Linked DNA regions of Homo sapiens: region 2 is linked to region 1. A link is a contact called in ENCODE Hi-C or POLR2A ChIA-PET data. All regions are on one chromosome and are shown on one strand. Each heading gives the region's core, a stretch centred on a gene start or an enhancer-like site at or near the end of the contact. The rest is flanking DNA. Distances are from core to core; before and after follow the strand shown.

The links. A loop is a pair of places that touch in the nucleus more often than their neighbours do. ChIA-PET counts read pairs that join two places held with the same protein, here RNA polymerase II (POLR2A). Pooled maps may share reads with other maps.
Region 2: a map of CD4-positive, alpha-beta T cell shows a loop between it and region 1 (12-fold over the local background). The contact joins the promoter of PTPN1 here to the enhancer-like site in region 1. A Hi-C loop is called at or near these places in 1 of 168 maps with a recorded cell type or tissue (CD4-positive, alpha-beta T cell) and 2 of 50 pooled maps. POLR2A ChIA-PET finds 5 or more read pairs at or near these places in 1 of 52 experiments (T-cell).

What each region holds. Positions count from the first base shown.
Region 1 is chr20:48,758,225-48,762,873 of GRCh38, reverse strand. The region is part of intron 1 of PREX1 (phosphatidylinositol-3,4,5-trisphosphate dependent Rac exchange factor 1); the gene reads left to right. Among named protein-coding and RNA genes, the nearest start is that of PREX1, 67 kb to the left of the region's middle. RefSeq lists enhancers at 1,424-1,473, 4,261-4,340, 3,854-4,649 and a silencer at 2,004-2,053. Within about 2 kb of position 2,378, at least 16 of the 41 ENCODE cell types and tissues checked have a DNase peak (open chromatin) inside an H3K27ac peak, as active enhancers do; they include CD4-positive, alpha-beta T cell, where a contact is called at or near this core.
Region 2 is chr20:50,509,077-50,514,063 of GRCh38, reverse strand. PTPN1 (protein tyrosine phosphatase non-receptor type 1) reads right to left here and starts at 3,681. Exons shown (of 10, transcript NM_002827.4): 1 at 3,474-3,681. The coding sequence starts at 3,536. RefSeq lists enhancers at 3,608-3,707, 3,920-4,507 and a silencer at 3,818-4,047.

The sequences.
Region 1 (4,649 bases), core at 1,129-3,628:
AACATTAGCCAGGTGTGGAGGCATGCACCTGTAATCCCAGCTACTTGGGAGGTTGAGGCAGAAGAATCGCTTGAACCCAGAAGGCGGAGGTTGCAGTGAGCTGAGATGGTGCCACTGCACTCCAGCCTGGGTGACAGAGCGAGACTTTGTCTCAAAAAAAAAAAAAAAAAAAGAAACTTCATACCATTAGCAGTCAGGTACCATTTTTATATCCCCATTTCATAGAGAGGGAAGCTGAGACACAGAGAGGCTGTTTAGGGTCACACAGCCAGCAAATGACCGAACCAGGATTTGAACCCAAAATACTTGGCTCTGTCTAGAGGCCATTTTCTTAGCTTTGCTATAATGCAATGGTTCTTAACCAAGGATGATTTTGCCTCCAGGGGACATGGGCAATGTCTGGACACATTTTTGATTGTCACAACTGAGGAGAGGAGGGTTGTTATTTGTATCTAGAGGGTAGAGGGCAGGGAAGCTGCTGAGTGTCTTATAATACTCAGGACATCCCTCACAGCAAAGAACTATCCACTGAACTGTCAAGGTACCAAAGTTGAGAATCTCTGCTAGAATCCCACTCTGATGAGCCCATTTTTCAGGAAAAAAATCAACAACTGAGGAGCCCAAAGGAGTAGGGAGAAGCTGGGTTGTGAATGGGAAGGATTTTAGACCATTTCTGACAACAGTGAAGGGAGATAAATTCTGAACGGCTTGGAGAAGACTTAGCAGGAAAAAGATCTGCATTCCATTAGTGATGTCTGCCCTGGGTGAGGGTAAAGGCGAAGTAGCAGGTTCAGGTTTGCCTTGCCTGTGTCTAGGACAGAAGTCTCACACTCAGGTGTTCACAGGGCGCAGCAGTGGGTTGGGTGGTGGGAAATTGAGGAGCACTTGTCCTGGGTGAAGGTGATGGCTATCACTCTGCTCTACAGCACCTGCAGCCTTGTGGGCATTTGAGACCCATGTGTCAGTTTTTTCAAAAGAAGCTTGGAATTTGGATTTTAATGGGAAACCTGATATTCAAACTTAGGCCCAAGTTTCTCAAACCCCTCTGCAGGCCAAAGGAATGATGCCTCTGAGTTACCAGTTTGAGACCCATAAGGTAGCCCCATCATGTAGAGGAGGCTCTGCATAAATATCTGTTGAAGGAAGGATGGGTTGTTGGTGAACTCAGGAAAGTTTGTAGGCCAGGCCCCAGCCCCTTGATGGGGGCTGCGTGAAGAAAAGCATTGGGTTCCTCTCAGTGTCCCCCACTGCCTTCCCCCACTGTTGCATCAGACCTCTTCATGACAGGTTGTTGCAACTTGTTTTTTGCATCAACTTCCTCTCCCGATGTGGTGGGGAACGGGGCGGGGTGGGGTGAGAACTGGGCACCTTTTACCAGGGCCTAGAATCTGGGTGGGGGTGGGAGTAGTCTACTCTAGATGATTGATTGACTAATTAATTAAACACATCCTTTTCGAGGGTCTGCTGTGTGCTGGGTCCAATCCTAGGCTCTGGGACACCACAGTGACCTAGACAGACAAACATCCTTGCCTTCCTGGAGGTGAGACTCAAGTGGGCTAGATGGATAATAGACTGATATAAACACACATAATGTCCATGGTGACAGGTGCTGTGAGGAAAACAGAGCAGGGATAGACGTTTTCGATAGGATTGTCCTGGAAAGACTGAATGTGCCTCGGGGCCTTTGCCCCGGCTGTTGACCCTGCCCATGATGCTGTGTCCTCCGATACACGCAATGCTGTTTGCTCCCTGTGTCTGCTCAAATGCCATCTTCTCAGAACGGCTTTCTCTGAACAGCTCCTTGAAATGGCATTCCCACCTTATCCTTCTCTGTTTTCTTACCCTGCTTTAGTTTTCTTTGTAGCAATCATTCCTACCTGCCATTTTATTTTAAAATCAGTGTATAGTCTGTCTCTGCCACTACTTTGTGAAGGTGGGGAGTTAGTCTGATTTGTTCATTCACTGATGTGTCATTGGCTCTTAGCGCAGTGCCTGGCACATAATAGGTGTGCAGTAAGTATTTGCTGACTACACAGGCGAATGTAAGAATGCATAAGTCCTTCCGTGGCAGGGTCATGGCTTATATCTGTGTCTCCAGCACCCAGCTCGGTGCCTGGTGCACGGCAGGCCCTGGTTAACACTTGCTGGGATGGTTGGTACTCGGAGAGGACTTGTCCCCCTAGAATATCATCACAAGCAACTTCCTGCCCCTTTCCTAGTCCAGCCTCCCTCTCCTGGCTCAGCCTTTCTGCCACTTTTTCCAGGAAGTGTTTGTAGTTACAAAGTGTTCACCTGCATCATTTCACTTAAACCTCAACAACTACTCCTCCCCCCCTTTTTGTTTGGTCCAGGAAATTGACTCAGAAGTGTGGTGACTTGCTGAAGTCACGTGGTTGGCAGTCAGCAAGGAGGATGGGGCAGGGCAGAGGGGTGCGCTGGTGGTGATGAGGATGTGGGGGGCTCTGCAGTTTATAAAGCCTTCCCCTTCTCATCTCACCTCAGGAGACTCGGAAGCAGGCAGTCTATAATAATAGAGCTATTTGCAGGATGGAAAAAACTAATAAAAATAAGTAAAAATAGTGTGGGATAAATGTGAGTGTGCTTGGTGCATGTAGAAGCCCTACAGATGTGGTTGATCCAAATCCAGGTTTCCTTAGGAAGCACAGTGGGTTCTGTCTACCTGCACCAGGGCTTGGACTCCCTGCAGACACTCTAGAAACTCAAGATGGGGAGATCATAATAGCCAATGCTTTTTTTTTTTTGAGGCAGGGTCTTGCTTTGTCATCCAGGCTGAAGTGCAGTGGTGCGATCTTGGCTCACTGCAACCTCTGCCTCCTAGGCTGAAGTGATGCTCTCACCTCAGCCTCTCGAGTAGCTGGGACTACAGGTGTGCGCCACCACACCTGGCTATTTTGTTTGTTTGTTTGTATTTTTGGTAGAGATGAGGTTTTGCCGTATTGATTGATTGCTCGAACTCCTGGGTTCAAGCAATCAGCCTGCCTCGGCCTCCCACAGTGTTAGGATTACAGGTGTGAGCTCACAGGTGTGAGCCTGGCCAATAATAGCTAATGTTTTTTGAGCACCTGCTATGCACCAGGGACCATTCAAGTGCTTGTTATGTGTGTTAGCTTCTGTAATTCTCATTGTAATCCTGTGTACTCATTTTATCCCCCGTTATAGAGGAGGAAATGGAGGCAGAGAGAATAAATAATTTACTTCAGGTCTTAGAGCTTGTAAGCAGCAGAGCTGGGATTTGAGCCCATTTAAATGCTTTGCCTGTAGTATTTCTTTTTTTCTTTCTTTTCTTTTTTTTTTTTTTTTTTTGAGATGGAATCTTGCTCTGTTACCCAGGCTGGAGTGCAGTGGTGCGATTTCAGTTCATTGTAACCTCTGCTTCCCAGGTTCAAATGATTCTCCTGTCTTAGCCTCGCAAGTAGCTGGGATTACAGATGTGAGCCACCATGGCTGGCTAATTTTTGTATTTTTTGTAGAGACAGGGTTTCACTATGTTGGTCAGGCTGGTCGCGAACTCCTGACCTCAGGTGATCCACCCATCTCAGCCTCCCAAAGTGCTGGTATTATAGGCGTGAGCTACCGCGCCTGGCCTGCCTGCAGTATTTCATATCAGCCTCACAATAGCCCATGAAGTCAGTAGTTTTATGGTCCCCATCCATGTTATAGATGAGGCCCAGAGAGATGGAGTCAGTTGCCTAGGTCACAGAGCAGTAGGTGGCAGGGGCAGGATTTGAACCAGGTGGCTAGTTCTAGCCTTTGAGCCTCATCCACTCTTACATACTGCTTGCTTAGGAGATACAGTGCCCTTCTAGCAAGGAGTAGAGAGAGTTTCTAAGGGTAGGGAGGGCTTCTGAGAGTTGGGGCATGGGAGGAGGAGGTGGAATGCTGGCCATATCTTTGGCCTCCGCAGGGGAATGTGTATGGGTTCCCCGCAGATGCAGCCTGGATTCAGGTGGGCTAGATGGATAATAGACTGATAATGAACACACATAATGTCCATGGTGACAGGTGCTGTGAGGAAAACAGAGCAGGGATAGGCGTTTTCGATAGGATTGTCTTGGAAAGACTGAATGTGCCTTGGGGCCTTTGCCCCAGCTGTTGACCCTGCCCGTGATGCTGTATCCTCAGATACACGCAATGCTGTTTGCTCCCTGTGTCTGCTCCACGTGAAACCTGCCTCCACGTCTGACCGGGGACTGCCTGTGGTTCCGCAGCCACCTCCTCTGACCTTCAGCCCTGCACATGTAGAGATTTTCCCCATCAGCTCAGAAGTATTTTGGTGTTTTAACAGGCAGCGAGGCCGTCCTGGTGTGTATTAGGAGAACATCTGCTGAAGTGCCTGGCCTGTGTGGCTGCGGTGCTGCAAAGCCCTGTCTTTCACCCCCCCAAGCTCGGGGGGGCCCTACACCCTCTTTCTTTTTGAGGCTGCATTGCGACACCTCAACCACTCCAGGGCACACCAGAGGGACGCTCCACTGCCAGCACCTGCGCTCCTCTGCCTGATGGCTTTGTCTGCTCTGAGCTGCTCTGTCACTTTCAGGGAAGATGGGGAGTGCCAGGATCACCCCCACTGCCCTTAAACTAGTGACAGACAGGGCTGATGTACAGACTCCCTGGCCTCCTCACTCCCTGAG
Region 2 (4,987 bases), core at 2,432-4,931, 1.7 Mb before region 1:
GTCCAGACAATTACAAAGGCATTTACACCATTTCCAAAGTACTGATCAGACACCTAAATTTAGTTCACTCAAACCAGGGCTAAACAAGAACATTTAGATCTAATGGGTCACTCAAGATGACTAGAACTTCCCAGTCTCTCCATGTCATTTCCGTTAGTCTTTTTTTTTTTAAGTGAAGTGAGTCATAGTGTATAGATCTTTCTCCTTTGCATAAAATAGTTTTTTTTCCTCTGAAGAAAATAGTATTTAAATAAACATTATTGGCAAATTTTAATATTCATCTTTTTGGAATATAACAACATAAGCTGTATATCAGTAAGGAATTTTAGTGAACTATTGTTACAACATGGTTTTAACCTAGTCAGGCATTAGATTGTATTTCATAATGAAAACAGCTATAAAAACAAATGTCAATTGGAAGAGTGGCCCATTTTACAAAGCCTGCCTCTAACATGAATAAATCTTGCCTTCATGTCACAAGGTATTATTGCAGTCCCCTTTATCTGAAACAATCAAATCATTCACAATGAAATATAGTGAGTGGTGTCAGAGAATCAAAGAATTTACAGACGAGAAAACAAGCAAAACACCGGACCCAACCCCTCTTAAACTACAGATGGAGGGGAGCACATGAGCTATTCTTTTCATTCACTCAACCCTCTCTCCTCTCATTCTAGCTCAGTAAAATCAATCTCTTTTCCTCATCTGGGCTCATTCTCTCCTCTTAGACAGCTAGGCCCAATCAAGCAACCGGATGATTTGAAAGTGTTTAAATGCTAGAAAACAATGTTTAAAGCCATCTATATACACTATCAAAGCTGACTTTTTATAGACCTAGATGCTTATTAGCATCTATGCTATTCATTAGCATTAAAGATTAAAAATACGGTTATGCTCACTTTATCAAACTGACCTAGCAAAGAATCTCTGCCTAAAAAGTTTGTTTTCCAAGCTGCCACATTCCTCAGCACTCAAAAGTCCTCTTCACTCTTTGTTCTTTTCCCAATAGTTTTCAAGTTTTTACATCTTTTTGTTCTAATCAGAAAATAAGTTAGAATAACTGACCTGCTTACCAAGTTGTAAGCAAAAATTACATTATTCTCTGATCACAATAGGCTAGGCAAGCTCAAAGTATGACTTTGTATAAGGCTGCCCTCATTTCAACATGCTATAAAGTATTAATTTTTTTAAACTTCCATTTTCTATCAATTGTAAACACATTCTTTGAATCCTTGAAAAATAATGGTTTTGGTAAAGCGATACACACCTTGGAAAGTTAGCCACTTTAGACTCAAGGTCATCTGAACTCTGTTTCAGAAAACGCTACAGTTGTATGACAAAGAGCTACTTTTACACTTAGGAGAAAAGCTTCTGATTTCAAGATCTTAGAAAAGAAAAATATCCATACAGTGGAGGTGAGAAAAGCTGGCCCTGACAATTCTCTAAGACCAAAAGAAACTACCTCAGGGAATGTGGCAATCCATTAAGAAGCAGTGAAAATCTCAACACCTTGACTAACTTGTGGGGTTTAATTGTGGCAGAAAAACTTAAGAACAATGAAGGAAATGAATTGAAGACTGACACACTCCATGCTAGTTGCATGCTGAATACAATTTTAACCATGCTTGGGTGACAGGTCAACCCACTCTGGCTTAAAATTGTAAGAAATAAAATTCAACTAAGAACTAAGTTACAATACGTATTTCTTGTTGTCAACTCAGTCAATTTCAGTGGAAAAGACTTCTCTCCACAATGCTTCCACTGTGATGGGGTGTATCATAATCAACTCCAACACTTCAGACCAACAATTTTCATTTAAAGACATTTTAGACTCTACTGCATTAAACTGATGCAGAAAATTTGTCTACACAGTCTCAAAGTCCCTTATGGAATTCATTCAGCTAATTCAGAGACCAGATATGGCATACAAATTTTATATACTGATCAATCATACTTATTAGTATATAGATTACAGTGGTTAGAAATATTAGTCTAGCAGAAACTAATATACACACTACAGTCCAAATAAAAAGAATCCTGTCAAATAAGCTTGATGTAAATCCACATGAAAATCAAGGCTGCCAAAAAAAAAGGCTTTTGTTAGTCAAGCATACCAAAGAACTGCTTAAACCTTTTTTCCTTTCTAAGCGGAGCTCAAAATAGATTTTAATACTACAGCTGATGGATCTCACAATTTGCCTTTTGAGCCTATAAGCTGAAAACAGAATCATCTGCTGTCTCCCTTTACACAAGTAACAAAATCTCTCTATTCTGTATATCGCTTATTTAAGATACTGTGCAAGTGTGGTTTTAGTTAATCTTAACAACCCCCGCAATGACATTTAATTGGGAGTATGTATCTTATTCAGCTGCTTGTGAAAGGAAGAGCTCTTTGTGTTTTTAACTACTTGTTTTATAGATATATGAGAAACCCTCCTTTCCTAACTTTTTAACACACAAGGAGATGACTCCTAAGACAAGGTCATCTCTGCCACGACCAAAGACTAAGCTGCTCATTGAGGAAAGATGCTATTTTAGAGAGGGTTAAAACGTTAACCTTCCTGAGTCCCTGCCTGAAAGAATAATATCATGGCCCCAATGGAGTGGGTACCGCAGGCCTCCTGGCTAGAAGGTTCTTTAGCCCCATATTCTCACGGCTTTCTGCTCCTCTTGGTTCAGCTCACAAAGCAAATGTCTCCTCCTTTGACAGGCCTTCCCTGATCCCCTTCTCTAAGACAGCCGGCCTTCTATGCAGTCACCCTGTACCCCGTTAGGAAGTCGTTCTCTTCACAGCACCTGTCACTATCTGAAATTATTTGCTTTTGTGTTTGATTGCCCTATTCGACTCTAGGCCCCACTAAGGCTAGGATCTTGCCTGTCCTGATTAGCAAACACCACCTCCAATGCCTAAGCGGTGCCTAGCACAGAATAAGCTTGCCAACTCCTATCCAATAAATGAATGAACAGAAAGGGGAAAGGGGACTGTCATCTCTGGGACTCGACGCACACTGAGACTAGGGGAAAGGAAATGTGAAGGAGGGACGGGGGGAGTAACCTTTTCCCCCAGGGAGACAAAGGAAGAGAGTCTGAGGTGGTCCACTCCAGAAAAGGAAATAGTGGGGGTGCTAAATCACCCCAGGGGACAAAGAGTGGACAGGCAGGGGGCGGGGTCGGGGTGCGAGGGATTCGCGTTGAGAGCACAGACCGGCGGTCCCCCGGCTTGAGAGATCACCCGAGCTGGAGAACAGAAGGGAGGTGGGGGATCGAAGGGGGCTCCGACGCTGCGGCGAGAAACACGCCCGCCCCGGGGACAAAGGGTGGGGGGACGCAGTGCGTCGCTGTCCCATCGAATCCTCAAGCAGTAGGAGCGAGGCAGAGGGCAAGACCCAGAGGGAGTCTGGGGCCTGGAGGTCTGAGGGGATGTTCAAGCGGCCTAAGCGAAGGGCCCGCCACGCTCCGGGGCGCTCCCGCACCTGGTAAATGGCCGCCCAGCTCCCGGACTTGTCGATCTGCTCGAACTCCTTTTCCATCTCCATGACGGGCCAGGGCGGCTGCTGCGCCTCCTTCTCGGCCCACTGCGCCGTCTGCCGCTCTAGGCCGCGTCGCGCTCTTAGCCCCGAGGCCCGCTGCAATCCCCGACCCCTGCAGCTACCGCCGCCCTAGCCGCTGCTGCTTCTTCATGTCAACCGGCAGCCGGAACTACGCATCACGCCTGCCAGGGGCTCCGCCCCTGAAGCAGAAGGACCAATCAGCGATCGAGAATTTCGACAAGCACTTCCGCGGGGAGGAGCCGGGGGCGGTGCTAGGGGAAGTGGCCCCAGCACCGCGAGATATCTAATAGCGCGCGTTCCCTCCTCCGCTTTGGGGCTCTGGGCTCGGGCGCGGCGCGCGCCTGTTGCCTAGGCGACCCCGGGAGCCCCGCCCACGGCGCGTGGGCTCTCCAGGCCCGGGAGGGCATTGAGTTCCAGCCCCGACCCGGCCCGTTGAGTCACAGAGTGAGTGGCCTTAAAGTAGTCATGCACCTCCTTTCCTGCAGGGCCTGGGCCCCAGCCTCAGTAATCCAAGCTGGAGTATGGGAGGAGGGCACCGTGCTCTATTTCCTGCCTCCCAGCTCTGGCCAGATGTCTGCCCTTTTTTCATGAAACTCAGGAGTATCATGTTTCACTACGCTGCTGGGGAAGCCCACTGCTCTCTAAGGGTAGTGTCCCTGTCTGAAACGCAGAATTTCCACTTGGGTGCTGCAGGAATGAATGGATGGGGATGGAATGATTTTCAGTGTTTCCCGAAGTATCAAGGAACTCCTGCTCAGACTGAACTAAGCAGAGCACAAATTCCATGGTGCATTATGTTAAATAAAAATCATAGGAGCCCAGGCGCGGTGGCTTACATCTGTAATCCCAGCACTTTGGGAGGCAGAGGCAGGCGGATGTCTTGAGGCCAGGAGTTCCAGACCAGCCTGGGTAACAGAATCAGACCTCGTCACTACTAAAAGTTAAAAAATTAGCCGGTGTGGTGGGGCCCAGCTGCTGGGGAGGCTGAGGCAGGAAGATCACCTGAGCCCAGGAGGTGGAAGCTGCAGTGAGCTGTTTTGGCGCCACTGCACTCCACCTTGGGTGGCAGAGAGAGACCCTGTCTTGAAAAAAAAGGGCTGGGTGTGGTGGCTCACACCTGTAATCCCAGCACTTTGGGAGACCGACGCAGGTGGATCACCTGAGGTCAAGAGTCCGAGACCAGCCTGACCAACATGGTGAAACTCGGTTTCTGCTAAAAAAAAAAAAAAAAAAAAAAATTAGCCGGGCGTGGTGGCGCATGCCTGTAATCCCAGCTACTTGGGAGGCTGAGGCAGGAGAATCGCTTGAACCCTGGAGGCAGAGGTTGCAGTGAGCCAAGATAGCTCCACTGCACTCCAGCCTGGGCAACAAGAGCGAAACAAACAAACAAAAAAAGTTCTGGCATTAGGGTCTCAACAGACTAGACTAAAAATCAA